Linked DNA regions of Homo sapiens: region 2 is linked to region 1. Evidence: read pairs that join two places in POLR2A ChIA-PET (ENCODE). Cell type or tissue: CD4-positive, alpha-beta T cell. All regions are shown on one strand.

Region 1 (8,000 bases):
CCTGAGTCAATGGATTATGGTGTGTTATTGCATGGCACTCTGAATTTCAGAGTAGTTCATACCTGCCTTGTGTCTAGCCTTTTGCTGTTAGCCTGAGACCTCTACTTATTTGCAGAGTAAGGATTATTAAATGCTACATATTCTTTGCATCCAATTAGATGTGCCATTGGCTAGCACTTCATGGCATAGAGAATACTGGGCTTTCATGAATCTGAATTTGCTGGATAACTTGGTGGTGGTGGAGATGGTAAACCACTGGTAATTGGTCTTCTATACTCATCCTTCAAGGTACCAGATTTTCCTGTCTGATTGGTGAAGGAAGCCTGAGGCACAGAGGTGGTAGGACTAGAACTCTGAATAAAAAGCACAGCTGAACCTGAGGACTTGAGGCAGGAGACCAGAGTATTTAAGAACAGGTGTGGCCAGGCATGGTGGCTCATGCCTGTAATCCCAGCACTTTGGGATGCTGAGGTGGGTGGATCACCTGAGGCTGGGGGTTCGAGACCAGCCTGACCAACATGGAGAAACCCCATCTCTATTAACAATACAAAATTAGCCAGGCGTGGTGCACATGCCTGTAATCCCAGCTACTCACGAGGCTGAGGCAGGAGAATCGCTTGAACCTGGGAGGCAGAGGTTGCAGTGAGGTGAGGCGAGATCGTGCCATTGCACTCCAGCCTGGGCAAAAAGAGCGAAACCCCTTCTCAAAAAAAAACAGGTGCTTCACCCCTCATACACAGAATGACCCTGGCCAAGTCACCTGACCTCACTAAGACTCAGTTTCCTTATATGTAAAATGAGGATGTTCATTAACTCATTCAACAAATATTTATTGAGCGTATACTGTTCTGGGAGATGAATACAGATACAGTCCCTGCCTTCCTGAGCTTGCAGTCTAGTGGGTCTAGATTACAGCAATTTATTTGAGAGGCACAATAAATAATAAATATATAGTAGAAAGTCAAGTAGGGTAAGTGCTATGAAGCAAATTAAAGCAGGATAAGGGTGTTTGAGTGGAGGGTGTTTTAGATGGTATAGTCAGGTGGTTTTCAAGGGGTTTTATGATGTTTCAAATGGACAATTTACATAACGTGCTCAGCTCAGTGCTAACAACAATTGCATGCTTAACAAATATATTATTATATTTGCCAGTTCCACACCTCTCAGTCCACATTTTAGTCTCTGAATAGTAATAATAATTAACACACATAGATCTTACTATGAGCTAGGCACTGCTCTAAGTCCTTTACATATTTTAACTCATTTAATTCTGTTTTCCTTTTTCTTTTTTTTGAGATGGAGTCTTGCTCTTGTCACCCAACCTGGAGTTCAATGGCATGATCTCGGCTCTCTGCAACCTCCACCTCCTGGGTTCAAGTGATTCTCCTGCCTCAACCTCCGAGAATAACTGAGATTACAGGTGCCTGCCACCAGGCCCAGCTAAGTTTTGTATTTTTAGTAGAGATGGGGTTTCACCATTTGGCCAGGCTGGTCTCGAACTCCTGACCTCAGGTGATCCGCCTGCCTCAGCCTCCCAAAGTTCTGGGATTACAGGCATGAGCCACCATGCCTGGCCTAATTCTTACAGTAACTCTGTGAGGTGGGAACTATTATTATCCTTCTCCCTCCCCCAACCCTCGTTTTTGTTTTTAGGGATGGAGTCTTGCTCTGTTGCCCAAGCTGGAGTGGAATGGCATGATCCTAGCTCACTGTGGCCTTGAACTCCTGTGCTTGAGCAATCCTCCCACCTCAGCCTCCCACTATAGGTGGGAGTCCCAGCTACTTGGACATATTATCCCCTTTTATGGTGTTGAAAAATGAGGCACAGCCGGGCGCGGTGGCTCAAGCCTGTAATCCCAGCACTTTGGGAGGCCGAGAAGGGCGGATCACGAGGTCAGGAGATCGAGACTAACACGGTGAAACCCCGTCTCTACTAAAAATACAAAAATTAGCTGGGCGTGGTGGTACACGCCTGTAGTCCCAGCTACTCGGGAGGCTGAGGCAGGAGAATCGCTTGAACCCGGGAGGCAGAGGTTGCAGTGAGCCGAGATTCCGGCACCGCACTCCAGCCTGGTGACAGAGCGAGACTCCGTCTCAAATAAATAAATAAATAAATAAAAGAAAAATGAAAATCAAACCATTAGAAAAGGCTGGAGACTAAGAATTGAACCCAGGCAATCTGTTTCCAGAGGCTGTGCTGGGATCGTGAAGGGGCTGTGATTAGATATCAGGAATGTCTAGCTGGCATCTACAGACTCTGCTGTCAGATGGCCTGGCTTCTTATCCTGTCAGTTTTAAGTCTCTCTGCTTCAGTTTCCTCATCTCTAAAATAGAACACCAGATCCTATCTTACCTTCTAGGTATCATGCTTAAAACAAAAGCCTTCTTTCTGCACTGTGGGTCCGAAGCCTGTTCACAGACCAGCCTAGCAGGGAGTAGGAAGGGTCAAGGGGTCTCTGACACTTCTGGAAGGAAATAAAGACACACTAAGCAATTGTCAGAGCAACCCTCAGTTCATCTGGAGACCAGACCTCGGAAGCTAGGTCTTTATAATGTTGAGATTGCCAGGGGGGAATTAGGAGATCCTTAAATGCAGAAGACAGGTTCAATCTTGGCGTGGTCTCAACACTTAGCTTCCATTTCAGGCCTTACACAGCTGGCACGAGAGGTAAAGTCTCATCGAATGTCAGGGTTGGAAGGGCGCCTAGAGACAGTCAAACTAGTGGATGGGGAAACTGAGGTACAGAGAAGCTGAGTGACTTACCCGAGGTCACTAAGCGTTTAGGGGGAGTCAGTTGGGGTAGCCTGGCTACAACCTCTACGCGAGTTACTTCCCTGAGGCTTCCAAATCTCGGCCTCTTACTTGGAAGGAGGAAAGGGCCTCACCGTCCAGGGCTCTAGCTGCCTCATGCCCCACGTGGGTGCTGCGGGATCCCGGAACACCCCGGCTCCAGACCGGGTTCGACTTGCGCGTGCGCACACGCGGCCAGCCCCTTGCCTTTTCCTCTCTCTTTTTCGTTCCCCTCTCCTCTCCTTACCGGCCTAGGGGAGGGGGGAAACAAGGGGAGCTAGAAGTTGGCCTCAGCCAATGGGCGGACGGGCCGCGGGCCCGGCCCCCTCCTTCCCTCCGGCGCGGCCCAATAGAAATTTACTACAATGTTGTGGCGAACTGAGGGGGAGGGGCGCGGGCCGGCGGGCGGGCTGCGGGCCGGGCTGGCCTCGCCTCGCAGAGGGAAGGCGGGAGGGCGCGCGCCAGGGTCGCTCGCTCGCTCCCTCCCTCCGCTGGTGCGTTTAGTCAGTCAGCCAGCAGCAGCCGGCGGGCCCGCGAGCCGCAGAGGGCCCGAGCCTCGGACGCCGGCGCCTCCTCCTGCCATTGTTCGTCGGGCTGCAGCAGTGGCGGGCGCAGGAGCCCGGCCCCGGAGCCACCGGTGAGGCGAGGCGGCGGCGGCGGCGCGGGAGCCGGGGCGGTGGGCGTGGAGCTGTCCCCGTGGGGACGGTCCTGGCGGCCGCGGCGGCGCTGCAGCCTCTTTGTCTGCAACCCCCGACAGGCCCCGGGCCGGGGCGCGGGCTCTCCCGCGGAGGAGCCTCGTGTGCACGCCGAGTCGCCAGCCGGGACGCGGCCCGAGGAGCGAGGGGCGGGCCAGAGCCGCTGAGGAAAGGGGAAGGGGTTGCGTCGCGGGAGTGTTGGAAAGTTAGGCTTGAGATGTATTTTTGACGGTCCCCTCGGGTGCGTCAATCACGGTGCGGTGTGCAGGAGCCTCGGGAGGAAACCAAATGCGGAGAATCGCAGGTTTCAGACGGTGAAGGTGTTGCGTGCAGCCGCGGAGCGATTTCTTCCTGGCGAGGGAGCTGGGCTGTCTGCAGAAGTCAGGCGGAATCTGAGGACTGCAGGGAGCCCTGGCAAGACTTCGCAGGCCTTCCCGCCACCGACGCCTGCATCATTGAAAAACATGTTCCCCCTTAGTCTTCTGGGTTCCCAGCGAGCAGAGGGTTAAATCTATTCTCTCAGCGTCGTGACCTCCTTTTTCAGTTCGCGCATCTGTCGGCTTGGAAATCTTCCTCCGTGCTCGCTGGGCTGCTGTACCTGTGGAGAGGCCGGGTCTGGGCTCGCCCTCCGAGATTGACCAGCAGGCCATTATTCCTGGGGAGGTTTTGCCAAAACAGGTCATGCTCCCCAAGAACAGGCATTCTCTTGAGAAAAAGTGATCTCACGTGAAACAGATTGCTGATGGACTGGTTTCTGGCCACATGATAGCGACTGTCATCCTGTTGTTTCTTTAACTGTACCCTGTACCCTGCCATAAATGACTAGTCTGTGGAGACTTGTTTTTTGGCATGTAGTTGTTCATTAGGAGATAGTTTTTTCTTTTTCCTTTTTTTTTTTCAGATGCTTTTTTTTTTTTTTTTTTTTGTAGTCTGGGTGATTTCACAGCTGCTATTTTCTTCCCTTCTGTTTTTAGGGAAAATTGCAAGAAATGGTTGTGTCTTGTGTCTTGGATATTATTATAGTGGATTTATACTCTCTTGAGGATGTACTGTAGTCAATGCTGTTGCTCATTGTTGTTTTCTGTATTCTCAGTCCTGGCAAAAATTTTAGTTGGTTTGATCCCTTTAATCAAAAGCAGGATATATAGCCCGTATATGTTTCTTCCCGTCCCAGTTTTGTTAATGTAGCACTAACCCCTACTTTTTATGGAAACTTGATGTACTCTTCATTTTCCTTTTCTGTAAATTGAAAGTGTAATCAGTTCTTCGCCAGTTGTAAAATTTTTGGTTTGGGGTGTTATTAATATAATCCATGTAGCGTACATGCTATCTGGCGTACAGTAAGCACTCAATAAATGGCAGATTCAAAAATAGATGTAATAACTGAACACCAGATTGCCTTAGAATCAAAGTAGTTAATTCAGTGTGCTTTCTATAAGAAGCTTATAATTAAGGTAAATATAGATATTATTCATACACCTGGGGAAACAAGTACAGTATATCTTTGGCACTATTAAAAGTGAACTATGTCGGGCACGGTGGCTCACGCCTGTAATCCCAGCACTTTGGGAGGCCAAGGCGGGTGGATCACTTGAGGTCAGGAGTTCGAGACTAGCCTGGCCAGCATGGTGAAACCCCATCTGTACTAAAAATGCAAAAAAGTAGCTGGGTGTGGTGGCATGTGCCTGTAATCCCACCTACTCAGTAGGTGGAGGCAGGAGAATCGCTTGAACCTAGGAGGCGGAGGTTGCAGTGAGCCGAGATTGCACCACTGCACTTCAACCTGGGCAACAGAGCAAAACTGTCTCAAAAAAAGGTGAACTCATTGTTGAACATAAGTTCAGAATGCCAACCTTCTGATTCCTCTGTCTTCTACCAACAAAACTATACATTTTTCCTTGTATGTTTGAATTCAGGCTTAGAAATAAATGTTTTTAATCTGTAGGTTTTACCAAAATTCTCCCAACAATTTTTTTTTTTTTTAAACAGGGTCTCATTCTGTCACCCAGGCTGGAGTGCAGTGGCATGATCACGGCTCACTGCAGCCTTAAACTCCTGGGCTCAAGTGATCCTCCTGCCTCAGCCTCCCTAGTAGCTGGGACTATAGGCGTGTGCCCCCATGCTTGGCTAATGTCTTTTTATTTTTTGTAGAGACAGTCTCACTATGTTGCCTAGGGTGGTCTTGAATTCCTGGACTCAAGAGATCCTCCTCCCTGGGCCTCCCAAAGTGCTGGGATTACAGATGTGAGCCACCTCACCCGGCCTCTCCCAACATTTATTAAGTGTTTTATACCAAATGTCTTGTAAGTTCTTATGCAATATGGCTACAATCTACCTTTCCACCTTTATTCTCCTTATTTTTTGTATTGTGCAACCAAATAGAACTACTCTGTAATAACCCTTGCTTTGCCATCTCTCTCTCTGTGTGTGTGTGTGTGTGTATGTGTGTGTGTGTATTTATTTATTTATTTTGAGATGGAGTCTTACTCTGTCACACAGGCTGGAGTGCAGTGGCATGATCTCAGCTCACTGCAACCTCCACCTCCTGGATTTAAGCAATTCTCCTGGCTCAGGCTCCCAAGTAGCTGGGATTACAGGCGCTTGCCATCATGCCCACCTAACTTTTGTATTTTTAGTAGAGTTGGGGTTTCACCATGTTGGTCAGTATGGTCTCGATTTCTTGACCTCGTGATCCACCCGCCTCGGCCTTCCAAAGTGCTGGGATTACAGGCATGAGCCACCGTGCCTGGCCCTGTATACATATGTTTTTAGAGACAGGGATCTTACCTTGTTGCCCAAGCTGGAGGGCAGTGGCATGATCCTGGCTCACTGCCGCCTTGAACTCCTGGGTTCAAGTGATTCTCCCACCTGAGCCTCCTGAGCAGCTGGGACTACAGACGTGCACCACCATGCCCAGCTTTTTTTTTTCGTTTTTAAAACACGGGGTCCTGCTATTGTTTCCCAGGCTGGTCTCAAACTGCTGGTCTCAAACTCCTGAGCTCAAATGATCGTCTCACCTCTGCTTCCAAAAGTGCTGGGATTACAGACATGAGTCACTGTGCCCAGCTTAGTCTGTATTACAGACATGAGCCACCATGCCTGGTGTGTAATTGTTGGTGTGAATGATAGAGTTTGCTTACTTTTTTTTAATGTAGTAATCCAGTTTCATATTGCTAATCTGATTTCATAACTTTAGAATATCAGTGGCCATGAGAGGCTGAGTTTGGTTCTGAAATCAAGAGGAGCATAGATGTAGACCACAGTCTGTTTCCTTGTTATCTAAGAGGCAGGACAGCATAAGTGTTGCCAGTGTATTTTTGTTTTTCTTGTCTTTTCTGTCTCAGCCTCCTGAGTAGCTGGGACTACAGGCACACACCACCACACCCAGCTAAATTTTTGTATTTTTAGTAGAGACGAGGTTTCACCATGTTGGCCAGGATGGTCTCCAATCTCTTGACCTCGTGATCTGCCCACGTCCGCCTCCCAAAGTGCTGGGATTACAGGCATGAACCACCACACCCAGCCAATGGCCTGTATTTTTCTGAGTTTCATCAAGTTTGTGTTTGGTTAAATGCATATTCAGATGTGGATTCATTGCTACCTCTATATTTGAATTTTTTCTTTAATTACTTGAACATGGAATCACTTTATTTTGTGAGCTAAACAACAATAATTCCAATAACTTTTCTTATGAATAACTTTGTTTTTTTCCTCTAAATAAAGCCCCCAAAGATGGCCTCTGAATTAATCAGTTATGGGCCTTATGTATGTGAAGGATCCAAAATTATTGAAAAGTAATTGCTAGCTAGGTGCAGTGGTTTATGCTTGTAATCCCAGCACTTTGGGAGGCCGAGGCCCACGGATCACTTGAGCCTTTGAGTTTGAGACCACTGCATTCCAGCCTGGGCAACAGAGTGAAATTCTGTCTCAAAGAGAAAAAAGAAAAAGTAATTGCTTGATTGCATTTATCATAGCATTTAGTTAGAGGAGAGGAGAGGCAGATGCCAAATGTATGTTATTTTTTGTTGTTCATTTAAGTTTCTTGGTATGTCACTGGTGGCTTTTACTGTGCGTCCTTTTTAAGAGTGGGTTCATGGTGTGTTTAGTCAAATGCAATATAACTTACTCTGGAGTGCACACTGGGTTAGATTAGTATTTTGATTTACTCTGCTGCTATTTAATGAATACATAGAAAGATAAAGAAGAATGCTGTAGCAGTGAGGAGTATTCAGAACTTGGAGGTGTTAGAAAGGAGAACTTTGATATTTTATATTGAGTGCTGATCTCATTTAGAACTACCCACCTTACTGACACTTTGCTTCAAATATTGGTTTTGGGAAAATCCGATTATGATGAAAGTCTGTTTATACTTATTTTGCTGATTTTTTATTTAAATTGAATTGTATCCACTTAAAATATTTGAAAATAAATTGGCTAGCTCTTTGAACTTTGGAGAACAGCAGCCAGTATAATTCAAGGAGTAGCTTGAAGAGACTTTAATATCCCCTACCCGC
Region 2 (8,000 bases), 53 kb after region 1:
TGTATCCGTTCTCTCTCACACACACATTAACACATATTTTACTATGGTACTTCCATATTTAACATCGTCTAATGGCAGGCTTGGTGGGGTGGCTTATGCCTGTAATCCCAGCACTTTGGGAGGTTGAGGCGGGCGATCACTTTAGGTCAGGAATTTGAGACCACTGTGGCCTGTCCAACATGGTGAAATCCCGTCTCTACTAAAAATACAAAAATTAGCTGGATGTGGTGGTGCGCCTGTAGTCCCAGCTACTCAGGAGGCTGAGGCAGGAGAATTGCTTGAGCCTGGGAGGCGGAGGTTGCAGTGAGCTGAGATCATGCCACTGCACTCCAGCCTGTCAATAGAGTGAGACTCTGTCTAAAAAAAAAAAATTAGCTGGGTGTGGTGGTGCACGCTTGTAGTTCCAGCTACTTGGGAGGCTGAGGCAGGAGAATCACTTGAACCCAGGAGGCGGAGGTTGCAGTGAGCCAAGATCGTGCCACTGCACTCCAGCCTGGGCAACAGAGTGAGAGTGAGACTCTGTCTCAAATAAATAAATAAATAAATAAAATAAATAAATAAATAAAATTTTCTAATGGCTTCCTGTTTTACAGAGAATAAGGTATAAATTCTTGACCATTGCAAAAGCAGGCTTTCCCTAATCTACCCTTGCCTGGTCTCAACCCAGTCTCAACCTCCATTGTTTTCTGTCATCCTATATTTTATACTCCAGCTATAGTGAACTTTGTGCTGCTTGCCATTCGGGTGCACATGCTTTTTCTAGATGCTTATCCAGTTGATCATGCCCTCTCCTCCTTTCGTCACCTAACTTAGTCCTACTTATCCTTTAAAGCTTAGCTCAGATTGTATATCAAAGGCCTTTTCTCTGACTCTGCTCTGCTTATTCTCTGCATATATTACTATATAATTGCTTGCTTTTGCCTGATTTTTAAAATAGACTGTGTACTCTTTGAGGGTAGAAGCCACATCTTATTTTTTTGCAACCTTGGCTCTTATCTTGGTGCCTAAAATATTATATGTTCAGTGAACATTTATGATGAATTCAGTAATTATTTAATTATTGCATGGGGTTTTTTGAATTAGTGAATAGGTTTTTAAATATTGCTTGTAGTTTTGGTAAAACTTTAATTATCATCTTCCTCAAAGGAGAAAAAAGAAAAATATTTAGTTGTTTAATTATGGGGAAAAAACCTTTTTTTGATCTTGTAATTCTCATAGGCCTCCAATGAGAATTTTATTTTATTGCTTTAATGTTTTCATAGAACCTAGTAACCCAGGAAAGCATTTTATAATTTTTTTTTTAGAACTTTTTTGAAACTGATTTCCTGTTGGGGTTTAGTATAGGGTATTATTACTTAAGAGAATAAGGTGTAAGTCTGGAGACTGTATCAAAGAGAAAGAAGATGAATGAATCAGGTATAGACACAGAATGAGGTAACAGGGTTTTTGAGTCTCTTGTTTGGCTCATGATCTTTTCAACACCATTGAAACACACACAACCTCATTTTTTTTTCAGAGCACATATAAATGAAGAATGACCTGGAGGTTAGGTGGGAATGGGTAGGACTGCCTCTCTCTGGACTCAGATTCCTGGGAGCTGACCCAGAACTGAATGCCCTTAGGGATTTCAAACTCATTACCATTTGTAGTGATGCACTTCACTCTGATCTCCTTTCAGTGTTACCTTTGTTAGAGACTACACTAGAAAGGAAAATACTTGGAATAAACTTTAGCGTTTTCAAAGTTTTGTACTGCCACATGGGATGACTATTAATTCCTTTTGGCTGGCACACAATAATTTAGCAAATTATTATTTTGTAAGCCGGGCGTGGTGGCTCATGCCTGTAACCCCAGCACTGTGGGAGGCTGAGACGGGTGGATCACCTGAGGTCAGGAGTTAGAAACCAGCCTGGCCAACATGACGAAACCTCATCTCTACTAAAAATACAAAAATTAGCCAGGCATGGTGGCGGGAGCCTGTAATTCCAGCTACTTGGGAGGCTGAGGCAGGAGAATCACTTGAACTTGGGAGCCGGAGGTTGCTGAGATGAGCTGAGATCGCGCCTTTGCATTCCAGCCTGGGCAACAAGAGTGAAACTCCGTCTCAAAAAAAAAAAAAGAAAAAATTATTTTGTAATTAAGTTACAGTTAGCATATCTACATCTGAAGTATCTTAGTACCTTGGATATGTAAGTAAGCATTTTGTATTCCTTCTTGGGTATATCTAGATTCTGTTGATTTCTTTACCCTTCACCAGATGACTCGTTCACATCTTTTATTATGAGGAAAGTAGTTTCTGGCCTTTGGACTTATCAAAATCAGTCTTTCTTTTGTTCATTTATTTGTTCAACTCATATTTTTTGGTGCAACATTCTGGGCAACAGGGATGAAACAATGAACAAAACAAGCACAATCCTTTGCTCCAATGGAGTTTACATTCTAGTGGGGGTAGACAAACAATAAACCAAATCAAGTAAAAACCATATAGTATGTCATTAAAGAGTAGTTAAGTGCTACAGAGAAAAATAAAGCAGGAGAATGAAGTGCAGCTGGGCCTCCAATTTTAGGTAGGGTGACCAAGGAAAGCCTCACTGGAGGTGGTATTTGAGTAAAAACCCAAAGGAAGCAGGCCTCGTGGCATCTGGGAGGTAGGTAGTCTTCCAGGCAGAAGAAACCACAAATCCTAAGGTCCTGGCAAATAGCATGCTTACCATGTTTAATAAACAACGAGGAGACCCAGGTGGCTGGAACAGGACAGGCAATTGCAAGGACTTTGCCCTTTATTCTGAATGGCAGGAAATGTCTTTGGAGGGTTTCTGGTCAGTGGATGATCTAACTGTACTTTTAGTAGGATCATGCTACCTCCTTTACTGATAACTAACTTCAGTTTTCAGTTCAGAAGCAGGTTATAAAGATAGATTCATATGAGAACCTTTTTTTTTTTTTTTTTTTTTTTGAGACGGAGTCTCACTCTGTCGCCCAGGCTGGAGTGCAGTGGCATGATCTCTACTCACTGCAAGCTCTGCCTCCAGGGTTCAAGCGATTCTCCTGCCTCAGCCTCCTGAGTAGCTGGGACTACAGGTGCCCGCCACCACACCCGGCTAAGTTTTTGTATTTTTAGTAGAGACGGGGTTTCACCATGTTAACCAGGATGGTCTCGATTTCCTGACCTCGTGATCCACCCGCCTTGGCCTCCCAAAGTGCTGGGATTACAGGCGTGAGCCACCACGCTCGGCCCTTTTATGATTTCAGTTCTTCAGGAAAATGTGTTTGGTTCCAGGTACCTCATTTAAAAGAAAGTTACTGATACTTTGGAATCTGTTTGGGAGAGGATGTCTAGAATGATGAGGAACTGGTAAACTATTTAATGTGAGGAACAGTTTAAGGATCTGGGGATATTTAACCTTTGGTAATTTTGCTTCTGACCCATGTTAACACTATTCTGTTTTTCTCTCAAGCTGTAGTATGAATTCGACCTTCCTTTCTTTCTCCCCCTTCATTTTCAGCAGTTTTCTATTTTTTAATTTTTAATTTTCATTTCTTGAGACAAGGTTTTACTCTGTTTCCGAGGCTGGAGTGCAGTGGCATGATCACAGCTGACTGCAACCTCCACCTCCTGGGCTTAAATGATCCTCCCACCTCAGCCTTCTAAGTAGATGGGATTACAGGTGTGAGCCACTGAACCCAGCCTTTTTTTTCTTTTAAGCTCCATTCTTTAATGGGCCTTGTCTTTTTTTTTTTTTTTTTTGAGTCTTCCTCTGTCGCCCAGGCTGGAGTGCAGTGGTGTGATCTCAGCTCACTGCAACCTCTGCCTCCCCGGTTCAAGTGATTTTCATTCCTCAACCTCCTGAATAGCTGGGATTACAGGCATGCACCGCCACGCCTGGCAAATTTTTGTATTTTTAGTAGAGACAGGTTTTTACCATGTTGGCCAGACTATTGGCCATTATTTTTGTAGATATTCCTTTGCAAGGCTGTTTTTAAAACTTCGTTTTTGGCCAGGCACGGTGGCTCACGCCTGTAATCCCAGCACTTTGGGAGGCTGAGGTGGACAGATCACGAGGTCAAGAGATCGACACCATCCTGGCCAACATGGTGAAACCCTGTCTCTACTAAAAATGCAAAAATTACCTGGGTGTGGTGGCACTCCTTTAGTCCCAGCTACTCGGGAGGCTGAGGCAGGAGAATCTCTTGAACCCGGGAGGTGGAGGTTGCAGTGAGCCGAGATCACACCACTGCACTCCAGCCTAGCGATAGAGCAAGACTCCATCTCAAAACAAACAAACAAACAAACAAACAAAACTCTGTTTTTGTACATATGTCCTTATAATATCCCCACTCTTCATGACTGTCTTTAATCATTTCCTCATGTTTTTCTAAAAATTTATGATTGTATAGAGAAAATTCCACTGCCATATTTCCTCATGTTTTTCTAAAAATTTATGATTGTATAGAGAATATTCCACTGCCATATTCCCAGGGCTTAGAAAAGAACCTGACACTTAATATAAAACTGTGAAATGTATTAGGTTGATGCAAAAGTAATTGCAGTTTTTGCCGTTACTTTCAATGGCAAAAACTGCAATTATAAAACTAAATGAGGCCGGGCGCAGTGGCTCACACCTATAATCCCAGCGCTTTGGGAGGCCGAGACGGGTGGATCACCTGACGCCAGAAGTTCGAGACCAGCCTGGCCAACATGGTGAGACCCCCGTCTCTACTAAAAATACAAAATTTAGCTGTGCATGGTGGTGCGCACCTGTAATGCCAGCTACTTAGGAGGCTGAGACGTGACAATCACTTGAACCTGGGAGGCAGAAGTTACAGTGAGCTGAGATCGCACCACTGGACTCCAGCCTGGGGGATAAAGTGATACTCTGCCTCCAAAACCCCCCACCCCCCAAAAAAAAAACACAAACTAAATGAACTTCGCTTTCTAGAATTGCCTTATCCTAACAAGTTCTATATTCTTATAGAATCTTTGGACATGCAATCATGCCGTACTTTTTTTTTTTTTTTTTTAAGACAGAGTCTTGCCCTGTCACCCAAGCTGCGGTGCAGTGGCACAGTCTCAGCTCACTGCAACCTCCACCTCCTCGGTTCAAGTGATTCTTGTGCCTCAGTCTCTCCAGTAGCTGGGATTACAGGCACCCACCACCATGCCTGGTTAATTTTTGTATTTTTAATAGAGACAGGGTCTCACCATGTTGACCAGGCTAGTCTCGAACTCCTGACCTCAAGTGATCCACCTGCCTTGGCCTCCCAAAGCGTTGGGATTACAGGCATGAGCCACCACGCCCAGCCCATGTCTTACTTTTCTTTAAATGTTTTTAGAATTTATTTGTAGTAAGCTTACGTGTTTGACTGTGACCTCTTTTCTCAGCATAAAAACTGTGTGAAATTAGCCGGGCGCAGTGGCTCACGCCTGTAATCCCAGCACTTTAGGAGGCCGAGGCGGGTGGATCACGAGGTCAGGAGATCGTGACCATCCTGGCTAACACGGTGAAACCCCGTCTGTACTAAAAATACAAAAAATTGGCCGGTCGCAGTGGCTCAAGCCTGTAATCCCAGCACTTTGGTAGGCTGAGGCGGGCGGATCACGAGGTCACAAGATTGAGACCATCCTGGCTAACACGGTGAAACTCCGTCTCTACTAAAAAAATACAAAAAATTAGCCGGGCGTGGCGGTGGGCACCTGTAGTCCCAGCTACTCGGGAGGCTGAGGCAGGAGAATGGCGTGAACCTGGGAGGCAGAGCTTGCAGTGAGCCAAGATCGTGCCGCTGTACTCCAGCCTGGGCGACAGAGCGAGACTCTGTCTCAAAAAACAAACAAACAAACAAAAAACAAAACTGTGTGAAATTATTATTCTCTGCTAAAGTTTCTGATATGTTCACATCACCAAAAAATTATTGTTTACTGCTCAGAATTCAGTCCCATAGTAGAGGCTTTTCTGGGAGAGAAAACTGTCATCAAGCTTAGTCAATAATTTTATTGAATACTTTCAGCAAATAGCGGATTATTTGAAATATTCAAACTGGTACTAAATCTTGTCTCTGTGCCAGTATTATATTTTCTGGTGGCCTGTAGTATATTTTTCATACTTAACAATGGTAAGAGACAACTGCTGCATCTATTCCAATTTCCAGAGTATCTGCTAAAACAATCCATGATCCAGTTCATGTTTGTGATTCCCACTTGTATTCTTACTAGATGATATTTGATAGTTAATTTACTGTAGTTTTCTGGTTAAAGTGAAATTTACTAAAATAGTCTTATGGTATTTGAGTTTCAAAATTTTAAAGTAAATATTGTTAGATTGAGTTGGCTCTAAGAAACTAAAAATAAGAGAGTAAGGAAAGTTCCATACTCTTAACTAAAACCCCTTTGTAGCTAGAAATCTTCAGGCTTTGTTTATATTTACCTTGAAATTTTTAAGGCTAGTAAGCATTTTATGTGTGGTTCTCCTTCCTTTCAGTTACATTTTCAGGCTAAATTATTCCATTGTTTTATGTTTTCCGGGAGAGTTTATATGGATACAACACCTTATATAAATAATGGCATTAAAGACTTTTAATCTCAACTTGGAAAGAAAGAGAATAGTCATGGTGTGATTGATCTGAAGGTCACTTACCTTATAGCCTCAACTAGACACAATATAATGGAAACTTTAGGCTTATGTGGTACTTGAAGAGCTAGAAGTGATTTCATAAAATCCATGCATTGAAGTTGTCCAGTAATGTGAAGCATTAGTCTTACTCTTCCTTAGCATTTACTCTCTTTTTTTGGAGATGGAGTCTTGCTCTGTCGCCCAGGCTGAGTGCAAAGGTGCGATCTCGGCTCACTGCAGCCTCCACCTCCCAGGTTCAGACGATTCTCCTGTCTCAGCCTCCTGAGTAGCTGGGATTACAGGCGCGTGCCACTACGCCCAGCTAATTTTTGTATTTTCAGTAGAGAGAGGGTTTCACCATGTTGGCCAGGTTGGTCTTGAACTCTTGACCTCATGTGATCTGCCTGCCTTGGCCTCCCAAAGTGCTGGAATTACAGGCATGAGCCACCACACCCGGCCGCATTTAATCTTTTTTTTTTCTTTCTTTCTTTCTTTTTTTTTTTTTTTTTTTTTTTGGGACAGTGTCCCTCTGTCGCCCAGGCTGGAGTGCAGTGGCGCGATCTTGGCTCACTGCAACCTCTGCCTCCCAGGTTCAAGTGATTCTTCTGCCTCAGCCTCCCAAGTAGCTGGGATTACAAGCGCCTGCCACCATGCCTGGCTAATTTTTGTATTTTTAGTAGAGACTGGGTTTCACCATGTTGACCAGGCTCATCTTGAACTCCTGACCTCAAGTGATCCACCTGGCTTCGGCTTCTCAAAGTGCTGGGATTACAGGCATGAGCCACCGCGCCCGGTTGCATTTACTCTTTAAACAAAATTTTAACACACTTGGCTATCTGGTTTCTGAATCAATGTAGATTAGCCAATAACAGATTAGAAGAAGAGACATTGGAAGATGCTTGTTGGCAGGCCACTTTGACATCAGCAAGAAATGTGAGTTAACTCTTCAAATGAGCAAATAGGAAACCTAATAAAGGCAGATACAAAAAATAAAAAAGCACAGTATTCAGATATCTTTCTGAAAGAGCTAATCATCACTATAGACTTCAGTAGCCTATGAGGACATTAGCACTGCGTAGTAATTCAGGTTCATAATGATGACTAAATCAATAACGACTCAATTATGGTCTATAGATTTAAAAAATGAAACAAGGAAGCATATAATCCATTTCATAAAGATTTCCATCTAGAATGGCTAAAATAATACACTTTGACACTTTTTTTTCTTTTGAGACAGGGTCTCATTCTGTCACCCAGTCTGGAGTGCAGCGATCACAGCTCACTACAGTCTCGACCTCCGCGCTCAGCTGATCCTCCCACCTCAGGCTCACCACCCCATACCCACCCCTACCCTGCCCCCGTAGCTGGGACTACAGGTGCACGCTACCATGC

Evidence for each region. ChIA-PET counts read pairs that join two places held together with the same protein. Peaks named below come from ENCODE experiments on the same cell type or tissue, not always from the same donor. Only the 100,000 strongest peaks of a DNase experiment are listed, where the experiment ranks them.
Region 2: POLR2A ChIA-PET joins it to region 1 with 10 read pairs; 14 of 35 experiments call an interaction of 5 or more read pairs at or near these places.

What each region holds. Positions count from the first base shown.
Region 1 is chr1:28,911,341-28,919,340 of GRCh38, forward strand. It overlaps EPB41 (erythrocyte membrane protein band 4.1), which reads left to right and starts at 3,229. Exons shown (of 21, transcript NM_001376013.1): 1 at 3,229-3,428. RefSeq lists a silencer at 2,994-3,653 and an enhancer at 3,874-4,033. In CD4-positive, alpha-beta T cell, no CTCF peak of the experiment used is centred here; DNase peaks (open chromatin) are centred at 3,101, 3,831 and 4,241; H3K4me3 peaks cover 4,586 bases; H3K27ac peaks cover 2,171 bases.
Region 2 is chr1:28,964,081-28,972,080 of GRCh38, forward strand. The region is part of intron 1 of EPB41 (erythrocyte membrane protein band 4.1); the gene reads left to right. Among named protein-coding and RNA genes, the nearest start is that of EPB41, 54 kb to the left of the region's middle. RefSeq lists enhancers at 1,413-1,943, 1,944-2,473. In CD4-positive, alpha-beta T cell, no CTCF peak of the experiment used is centred here; no DNase peak of the experiment used is centred here.